3 separate regions of the Homo sapiens genome follow, and all the other regions are linked to region 2. Evidence: chromatin contacts called from ENCODE Hi-C or POLR2A ChIA-PET data. All regions are on one chromosome and are shown on one strand. The core of a region is the stretch at or near the end of the contact, and the rest is flanking DNA. Distances in the headings are between cores, read along the strand shown. Region 1 has its middle 120 kb from the start of LINC01987. Region 2 holds the start of SEC14L1 (SEC14 like lipid binding 1). Region 3 overlaps MFSD11 (major facilitator superfamily domain containing 11).

Evidence for each region. Hi-C counts contacts between places; a loop is a spot of excess contacts on that map. ChIA-PET counts read pairs that join two places held with the same protein, here RNA polymerase II (POLR2A). Pooled maps may share reads with other maps.
Region 1: a pooled map shows a loop between it and region 2 (5-fold over the local background). The contact joins the enhancer-like site here to the promoter of SEC14L1 in region 2. A Hi-C loop is called at or near these places in 5 of 50 pooled maps. POLR2A ChIA-PET finds 5 or more read pairs at or near these places in 3 of 52 experiments (CD8-positive, alpha-beta memory T cell, activated T-cell and activated naive CD4-positive, alpha-beta T cell).
Region 3: a loop to region 2 is called in a pooled map, with 4 times the contacts of the local background. The contact joins the enhancer-like site here to the promoter of SEC14L1 in region 2. A Hi-C loop is called at or near these places in 4 of 50 pooled maps. POLR2A ChIA-PET finds 5 or more read pairs at or near these places in 3 of 52 experiments (activated CD4-positive, alpha-beta T cell, activated T-cell and naive thymus-derived CD8-positive, alpha-beta T cell).

What each region holds. Positions count from the first base shown.
Region 1 is chr17:77,608,801-77,611,831 of GRCh38, forward strand. No RefSeq gene overlaps it. Among named protein-coding and RNA genes, the nearest start is that of LINC01987, 120 kb to the right of the region's middle. Within about 2 kb of position 1,576, at least 9 of the 41 ENCODE cell types and tissues checked have a DNase peak (open chromatin) inside an H3K27ac peak, as active enhancers do.
Region 2 is chr17:77,139,467-77,142,513 of GRCh38, forward strand. It overlaps SEC14L1 (SEC14 like lipid binding 1), which reads left to right and starts at 1,503. Exons shown (of 17, transcript NM_001143998.2): 1 at 1,503-1,641. It overlaps LOC105371901 (a long non-coding RNA gene), which reads right to left and starts at 1,973. Exons shown (of 5, transcript XR_934988.3): 1 at 1,890-1,973. RefSeq lists silencers at 787-996, 1,147-1,356, 1,367-1,816, 1,981-2,275.
Region 3 is chr17:76,752,095-76,754,845 of GRCh38, forward strand. It overlaps MFSD11 (major facilitator superfamily domain containing 11), which reads left to right. Exons shown (of 13, transcript NM_001242532.5): 8 at 1,953-1,993. It also overlaps the pseudogene RNU6-97P. Among named protein-coding and RNA genes, the nearest start is that of MFSD11, 15 kb to the left of the region's middle. Within about 2 kb of position 1,502, at least 4 of the 41 ENCODE cell types and tissues checked have a DNase peak (open chromatin) inside an H3K27ac peak, as active enhancers do.

The sequences.
Region 1 (3,031 bases), core at 326-2,825, 470 kb after region 2:
TGTTCTACATTTGAATTTAATTGTTAAAAAAAATTGACAAAATTTTATAGATATATATTTATGCTGTACAATGTGGTTTTGAAATATGTATGCATAGTGCAGTGACTACATTGAACAAATTAACACATGAATTACCTCATAAACTATCATTTTTCTGTGGTAAGAACACTTACAATCTACTCTTTTGGCGATTTTGTTTCTTTTTAAGGCGAATGGCATTCCACTGTATGGATAGACCACACTGCATTCACCCATCCATCTGTTGACGGCCGTTGGGCTGTTTCTAGCTTTGTGCTGCTGTGAGTAATGATGCTATGAACATGTGTGGCCGTGTCTCCTTTCGAGTCTCTGTTTTCAGTTCTTTGGGGGTGATCCCTAGGCATGGCATTTCTGGTGACCTGCACAACGGGAGCTTCCATGGGGTGATGGGGTCCATGCCCAGGCTGGATGCTGGGAGAGAATGAGAGGAGAGGAATGGAGATGGCAAGGGTGCACAGCTCTTTTGAGAAGTTTTGCTGCCAAGGAAAGGGGAGATGTGGAGTGATTGCTCGAGGGAAAAACAGGGCAAAAGGGTTTAGTTTGGTTTTTGGGGACAGGAGAAGTGGCATGTGCTGTCATGCTGGTGAGAATTGTCCCACAGTGAGGGAATCACCCATGGCAGATGGAATGGGAGGGAGGGAGATCAGACAGTGACCCCACGGGTGGAACGGGAGGGAGAGAGATCAGATATTGGCCCCACGGGTGGAACGGGAGGGAGGGAGATCAGACACTGGCCCCACGGGTGGAACGGGAGCGAGGGAGATCAGACAGTGACCCCACGGGTGGAACGGGAGGGAGAGAGATCAGACACTGGCCCCACGGGTGGAACGGGAGGGAGGGAGATCAGACATTGGCCCCACGAGTGGAACGGGAGGTAGGGAGATCAGACATTGGCCCCACGGGGAGGTGGATGCTGGGGTGGGAGCTCCTCAGGGGCCCCTCTGCTGTCTTTGAACGGGTTCCCTCCCAGGGTTCAGACAACACCCCTGACCTTCTCCTGATCTGTTACGGACTGCAAGAGGATTAAGGACTGTGGGCAGGTCAGATATTGAGAAGGAGAGAGTTCCTGGTGGATTTAATTCTGTGAAAAACATGGCAGCAGGCCTGCAGTCAGACCGTGGGTCCTGTTCTTCTCCACTGTGAAGCTGGAACCTCCATAGGAGCAAAAGAAGTTGGAAGGGGGTGAGGAAGGAAGAGGGGCCATGTTGTGAAGAGTAAAAATAAAACAATAAGGCTGTCATCACTGGGGGGCTGTCAGCGCTCAGGCCACACCCCCTCAGCAAGTGACAAGGACAAACAGTTGCACGGTGCTTAACAAGTTTAAAAAATATATAATATTTTCACTCTGATAAAAGAAAAACTTCAGCCGAATTAAATTGAAAGGAGTTGAACTGAGCAATGAACAATTCGTGAATCAGGCAGCCTCCCGAGCCAGAGTGGGCTCAGAGACTCCAGGGCAGCCACGTGGTGGAGTAAGATTTATGGACAGAAAGAGGAAATCGACTACAGAAAGCGAAAGTGAGGTACAGAAACAGCTGGATTGGTTACAGGTTGGTGTTTGCCTTATTTGAACACCGTTCAGTCGGCCCCCTTTGATTGGCCAAAACTCAGTGACTGGCACAAGTGCAGGCTACAGTCTGTTGATGCCTCCGCTTGTTACATCGATAGTTCACGATGTACAGAAAAACCTTTAGGCCGAACTTAAAATATGTAAGGAGGCAGCTTTAGGCTAAACTTGATTTAACAACATGCATTTAGCTTTCTGAACTCAATGTTATTTCAACTGCTCTTCCCCAAGCTTCCAGATGGGACCGGAGTTTCGGGGATGTGGTTTGCCCAAGGATGCACACCAGAGGGTGGCTGAGCCTGGCGGGTCCCCGATCTGTGCCCCAGAGTGAGTGGCACCAGAGAGAGGATGCAGCCCTCAATGTTTCTGCACTTTGAGCTGATTGCTTTCCCATTTGACCCTAGAAGTTGGATATAAACATTGTCTTGTGTTTGATTTCCTTTGTTTGGGGAGGTCATAAAAAGGCCCCAACAGGATTCTATTAAAGCTTTTTCTTCCAAGTGAGTATCTAAGGCCAAGTTATAAAGCGTTGCAGGGGAAAAGCGAATATTTGCCTTGAAACCTCTTCCCTTGCCTTATAGAAAACCAGAAGAGAAAGAGCACTGAGCAGAGGAGAAGCATATTGCTTCCTTCCCTTGTCCACGTCCTCTGGGCCCCCAGTCCACGTGACTGTGGGGCCTGGGCGCCTGCCCCATCCTCCCTCCACCGAGAAGGGAGCTTCCAGTGTGTTAAGGGGGGCAGCACCGCAGTTCTGTTGTTTTCTTTCCACAGGCTTGGGGTTCACAAACTCAGAAGGGATTTGTCCCTGAGCATTTTTCTCCCTTGGTTTTTTAAGCCATTTGGGTTTCAAGGAAATTGAATCCATGTGTGTTTGGATTAATTGCTTAACTCCTAAAAACGTTGTTTTGTAACAGCAATTTGACATCCAAAAAGCTTGTTAAGTTACTTTCCATCCTTTTTCTGTGGTCCCAATCGGGGGAAATGGGAGATCCCTCCTGCACCAGCCCCATGCTTACAGCTGGAAAGGGCTAATGAGGAATTAGCGTGATGTTCAGTTTATCCCCAAATAAGGCGGGCTTGCAAACCCCACTCTGAAATCCAGGAAGCCTCCTGGGTCCTGCTGGGTTTCTGGGCTTTAGAGAATGTGGACACCTTCTGTGGTCTCGTGTTCAATTTGAGATTTCCTTTTCCCTGGGTCTCGTTTCCAGAGCTTGACTGATCCTCTGGTGGTTCAAATCGCAGTGGAGGAGATGTCAGGCCCCCGAAGGGATGCATGTCTCAGCAGTCAGGGCTCTTGAGGTCTAGGAGGTGCTGCTGAGGGAGGGAAGGTTCGTGTGCTCTGCTCTAGAAATTGTTCTGATGTTCAGGCGTGGTGACTGATGGGATGGCCCCGTATCATGAGTCAAAGAGGAAGAGTGCACCTTC
Region 2 (3,047 bases), core at 253-2,752:
GGCGTTAAAGCGTCTTTTGAAGGTGGATGTGATTTTTTTTTTTTTTTTTGGGACGGAGTCTCGCTCTGTCGACCAGGCTGGGGTGCAGTGGCGCGATCTCGGCTCACTGCAAGCTCTGCCTCCAGGGTTCACGCCATTCTCCTGCCTCAGACTCCCAAGTAGCTGGGACTACAGGCGCCCGCCACCACGCCCGGCTAATCTGTTGTATTTTTAGTAGAGACAGGGATTTCACCGTGTTAGCCAGGATGGTCTCGATCTCCTGACCTCGTGATCCGCCCACCTCGGCCTCCCAAAGTGCTGAGATTACAGGCGTGAGCCACCGCGCCCGGCCGGTGGATGTGATTTCTACAAACAAGCAAAAGCCAGTCAGACTGAATGTAGTGAATAATGTAGGTGACCCAGCTGGAAGATGATGGTTTGACGTGGAACACAAGGGGTGATGAGGCCATGAATGATTTGCTTGTGTGTCTGGTAAACTGGCTTTGATGGAAATTCCTAAACAGGTCCAAAAACGTTCTGTCCAATGGCAGCATGAAATGTACAGCCACTCAGGGTGACTAATGTGAACGGAACAACAGTGACTTTGACAGTGAAATTGCATGTTGGTTATAAAACCAGCTTTGCTGTGTGGGTGGGCATGCGAGGTGCCCCTTTCTAGTCATGAGCTCCTCTTAAGGACCCCAAAATGTCTCAGTGGTACCGGATTGAAAATTGGGGCTGGACGGTGCTCTCCTGCTGAAATTCGGGAGCTACTTAGCAGCCCCACCTTGGCACCCTCGTTTCCGAGGGGCAGGCCCTGGGCGCGCGTCTCAGTTTCAAGCCCGCGGCCCGACACTAGAGCCGTCTGGATGTGTTGACAAGGATGCCGCTGGGCTCCACCCGGGCTCACCCGGGCCCTCCCGAGCCCTGGGCCGCGCAGCACCGGCGTCCGCCTCCTCCCCATTACTCGGCGAGAATGCGGTCGGGGCACTGGCGCGAGCAGCCTGGTGCTCCTGAACAGTCAACAAGAAATGAGGAAGCACGGGGGCAGCCGCCAGGGCGACCAGAGGCAGGCCTCAGAGCAGCAGCCATACGGGAGGGCCCCGGTGGTTTTGACCTCCCGCAAACTTCCCTTTTCCCGCTCAGCCGAACCCCTCCCCTGCACGCCGGCAGCCCCTTGGGGCTTCACTCCGCCTCCGCCCGCTACTCGCGAAGCCCAGCCCGGCCCCGCCCCCAACAAGTGACGCAAAACTGGGAGGGGCCACGAGGACCTCGGGCACATCCAGCAGTGCGACGGGGCCGGCGCCTTCTCCGAGCTCCTCCCACGCTCGCGGGTCGGAGCTCGCGCCTGCGCAGTTCGGGCCCCGGGTGTCCTCCCCCCTCCCCTTTCTTAGCAACCATCGCCCGCTCCCGCCCCCGCTCCCTCGGCCGCGGCCGCGCACGCGCGCCCCTCCCGGCGCCCGGCCCCGCCCACCCCGTCACCCGTAACAACCACAAGTGCCGTCGCCGCGCCCCTTCCCCCTCCCGCCTCCCCGGCCCCCTCCCCGGAACCGGCGGTCGAGCTACGGTCGCGGAGCAGTGGAACCGAGACTGCCCCGCGGAGCCGCCGGTATGAGCGCCCCTCGCCACCCCGTGTCCCAGGCCCGGCCTTTCTGACAAGAGGTAGGCGCGTCGTCGCGGCGGGTCCGAGTGCGCCCTCGCCCCGGTCCCGGTCTCCGTGGAGTCCGGCGCCTCTCGGGCGGGCCCCCCGGAACTCCCGGCCGCCCGCTTGCTGAGCCTGTCCCTCCCCAGCCCCGGCTGCCATCGGCCCGGCACCCGAAACGGGCCGTGCCCCCGCCCCCCTGCTCGCCCTCCGCCCCCCTGCTCGCCCCTCGCCGCCCCTCGCCCCCCTCCCCCGCCCCCACCCCCACCTCGCCAGGCTTCCAGTTCCCGGGAGCCGCTTTTTGCTGAGAGCGGAGTTTCGGGTCCGGAGCCAGTGCCCGCCCCTCTCTCCCGTCGGTCGGGGCTTTGGCCCCGTGGGGCTCAGCCGCGCGGGACCCCTGCTGAGCAGCCCCGGGCGCCGGCCGCCCCTCGAGCCTGCTCGGGATGCGTTCAGTGGGTCTGGCCTTTGGCTCCTGTTTAAACAGCGATTGTCATGCAATGGAGGCCGTCCGGCTCCTGGATGCCACTTGGTCGTTGTCACTCCGGATGCCCGCGTAGGGCGTTTATCTGGACCAGAGCATCGGCAGCTGAGACCTGGCTGTGGTTCACAAGCTCGTGAATTAGCAGGTTCTTAAGTGAGTGTAGCCAGTTCTGCCAGGCGGTGGAATCCTGAATGGATGTTACCGTTTCTTAAACGAGCATTACGCTTTTTTGCTTCTTCCCCCAACTCTTGTTTGTACCCGGTTATCGTCCTCATATCTGGGAGAGTACCCTAAAATTAATATTCCCAATTAAATTTTTAAAAGATGATTGGATTCCCACTGTGCACCAACACTGTAAGGTTTGCAAAAGAAAAAGAACGTGGTCCCAGCACATCAGGATGTGTCAGTCGCATAATCAAGATGAATATTAGAAAAGCTTCAAGTTGAGTTTGGAGAACTTGGGAGTTTGGCTCTCATTCTCATGGTTTTAGAGGTGGAAGTCTTTCAAGATCATCTCCCCGAAAACCTCATTTTACAGAGATGAAACTGAGTCCTAGGGAAGTCAAATGGCTTACTCGTGGTCACCCAGAGTCATTCCTTAGCCGTTTTCACACTGTCAGATGGCGATGTTTTCCACCATGACCTCTCCTCTGAGAGGTATGCCAGACATACCAGAGAAAGTTCCAAACCTGTTTAAACCTTAGTACTATAGATGGGAATTCTATACCAGGCGCCGTGACTCATGACTATAATCCTAGCACTTTGGGAGGCTGAAGTGGGCAGATCCCTTGAGCCCAGGAGTTTGAGACCAGCCTGGGCAACATGGGGAAACCTTCTACAAAAAATATATATGGTGGTGCGTGCCTGTGGTCCCAGCTACTTGGGAGGCTGAGGCAGGAGGATCACTTGAGCTTAGAAGGTGGAGGCTGCAGTGAGTGGAGATTG
Region 3 (2,751 bases), core at 252-2,751, 390 kb before region 2:
ATTAATGAAAGCAAATGGTATCAATAAGAACTCTGCCATCCTCAGTATTATAGCTCAGGCGTGTTGTTGCTCAGTCCTCAGACAGCTGCAGTTGCTCTGTGTATCACCTTATATAACCCACTTCCGTTTCCCATTGAAGAGAAAATGAGGCATAGGATGTACAATGATCTAATGTTAGGCACTTCCTTGACTTCATCAATCTTGGTGGATGAATAAGAAAAATACGTTTTAAGCTTTGGAGCATGATTTCAAGCACTCAGTAGTGTTTCGGCAGTAGTCTTGGTAAACTGGAAAAGTCAGGGATTTTTTTTTTTTTTTTTGAGATGGAGTCTTGCTCTGTTGCCCAGGCTGGAGTGAAGTGGCGTGATCTCAGTTTCTGGGTTCAAGCGATTCTCATGTCAGCCTCCTGAGTAGCTGGGATTACAGGGGTGCACCACCACACCCTGCTAAATTTTTTTGTATTTTTAGTAGAGATAGGGTTTCGCCATGTTGGCCAGGCTGATCTGAAACTCCTGACCTCAAGTAATCCACCCTCAAGTGATCAGCCTGCCTTGGCCTCCCAAAGTGCTGGGGTTCCAGGCGTGAGCCACCACACCCTGCCCAAGTCTGTGATTTGACCTGCCTTGTATGGATAAATAAAATTGCAGGTTGCGACGAAGACCCACCTCTCTCAGCAGGGCAGGAGATAGGCATGAATCCTTGCCTTGGTAATCTTCCTGAGGTAAATATTAGTACAGATTTTAAAATAACCTTCCCTTTTAAAACCTGAGATTTGATGACACTGTTGGTATAGAAACATATAACATATAAAAATCTTGTGCTCACTTCGGCAGCACAAATACTAAAATTGGAACAATACAGAGATTAGCATGGCCCCTGCGCAAGGATGACATGCAAATTTGTGAAGTGTTCCATATTTAAAAAAAAAAATCTTGTTCCATAAAAAAAAAAAATCTTGTCACATGTTGGTTACAGTTCCCAAAAACACTTCATCAGAAAGCACATAGCAGTCGTCACCTGTCAGTGCTTGAATTTTGATGTGAAGCCAATCGAGAGTACAGTACCTGTCAAAGTCTCTTGGTTCTCGATACCCAAACAGTCATAGCAGCAAGGAGATGAATGAAAGCTAACTTCAAGAAAGCCTTCATGATACCACATCCAAAGTAACCACCTCAGGATGCAGAAAATAACAAAAGTCTCTGACGGGTTTTAATGCCAAAGAACTTATTTTTCATAGTAAGGGCGGTAGAAAATTGAGTACTCACAGATTATTTTCAGTTTGAAGGTAACAGGATAGGCCGGGTGTGGTGGCTCATGCCTGGAATCCCAGCACTTCAGGATGCTGAGGCAGGTGGATCACTTGAGCTCAGAAGTTCAAGACCAGTCTGGCAACATGGTGAGACCCCGTCTCTACCAAAACTACAAAAAATTATCTGGGTGTGGTGGGACCCACCTGTAATCCCAGCTACTCAAGAGGCTGAGGTGGGAGGATGGCTGGTGGGAGGATCACCTGAGCCTGCGAGGTGGGGGTTGCAGTGAGCTGAGATTGCATCACAGCACTCCAGCCTGGGAGGTGGAGTGCGACCCTGTCTCAAAAAAAAAAAAAAAAGAAAGAAAGAAAGAAAGTGAAAGTAACAGGATAGAAGGTATTTCTGTACTGCCTGAAGTATCATTTCTGAGAAAGACGTGCATAAACATGTACAATAAGTGTAATCTGAAAGAATAGTCTTCCAATAGTTGATAGAGAGGTGCCCAGGTGGGACTTTAAAAACCTGAAGCGAGGGTGTGGCCATGAGGGACACCCTGAGGCAAGGAGCATTCGAGTCACTGGGAATGCATCTCAGACCTGGTATAGGACAGGGTTTTTACGAACGTAAATGAAAATGTGATCGTATGTTTGTTCTTTTATTTTCAAAAAGAAAAAACTTATTTTTTACATTTTATTTTCTCAGGTCTGCCCAGAACAATCTGACAAAGGCAGTAGATGCTTTTAGTAAGTATTTTCTGTATCTGAAATGCAAGAACTGTTCAGGAACAACTCGGCATTTGCCTTTCCCCTATTCCCTGGTAACTTTGGATTGATGACACCCCAGGGTTTGCATTTTTCCAGGTATGCTGCTCTGAAATATATTGATCTTCCTTATCAACATCTCTCTAACATGGGGGTTGTGAGGGATGGATGATGGTATGACTGCCCACCTGCCCAGGTGTGTGAGGGAAGTGGAAAGAGGCTGCATAGCACTCAGGTTCTCCCTGAAGTTGAGAGTCTTCCTGGGATTTTTGCAGGGTAATTAAGAGCAGATTGTGGCTGCGCGCAGTGACTCGCGCCTGTAATCTCAGCACTTTGGGAGTCCAAGGCAGGCGGATCACCTGAGGTCGGGAGTTCAAGACCAGCCTGGCCAACATGGCGAAACCTCTTCTCTACTAAAAATATAAAAAATTTGCCGGGCGTGGTGGCATGCACCTGTAGTCCCAGCTACTCAGGAGGCTGAGGCAGGAGAATTGCTTGAACCTGGGAGGTGGAGGTTGTAGTGAGCCGAGATTGCCCCACTGCACTTCAGCCTGGGTGGCAGAGGGAGACTCCATCTCAAAAAAAAAAAAAAAAGAGCAGATTGCTTGCTACTTCTTGGAGCAAAGCAGTAGCTCCAGTGACCCAGAAGGTAGTAAGAATAATCATGTTCATGCATTGAGAAGTCTTCCTGGCCAAAGACTCTGCTGAATTCTTTGTTTTTTACTCTATGTAATTCTCAC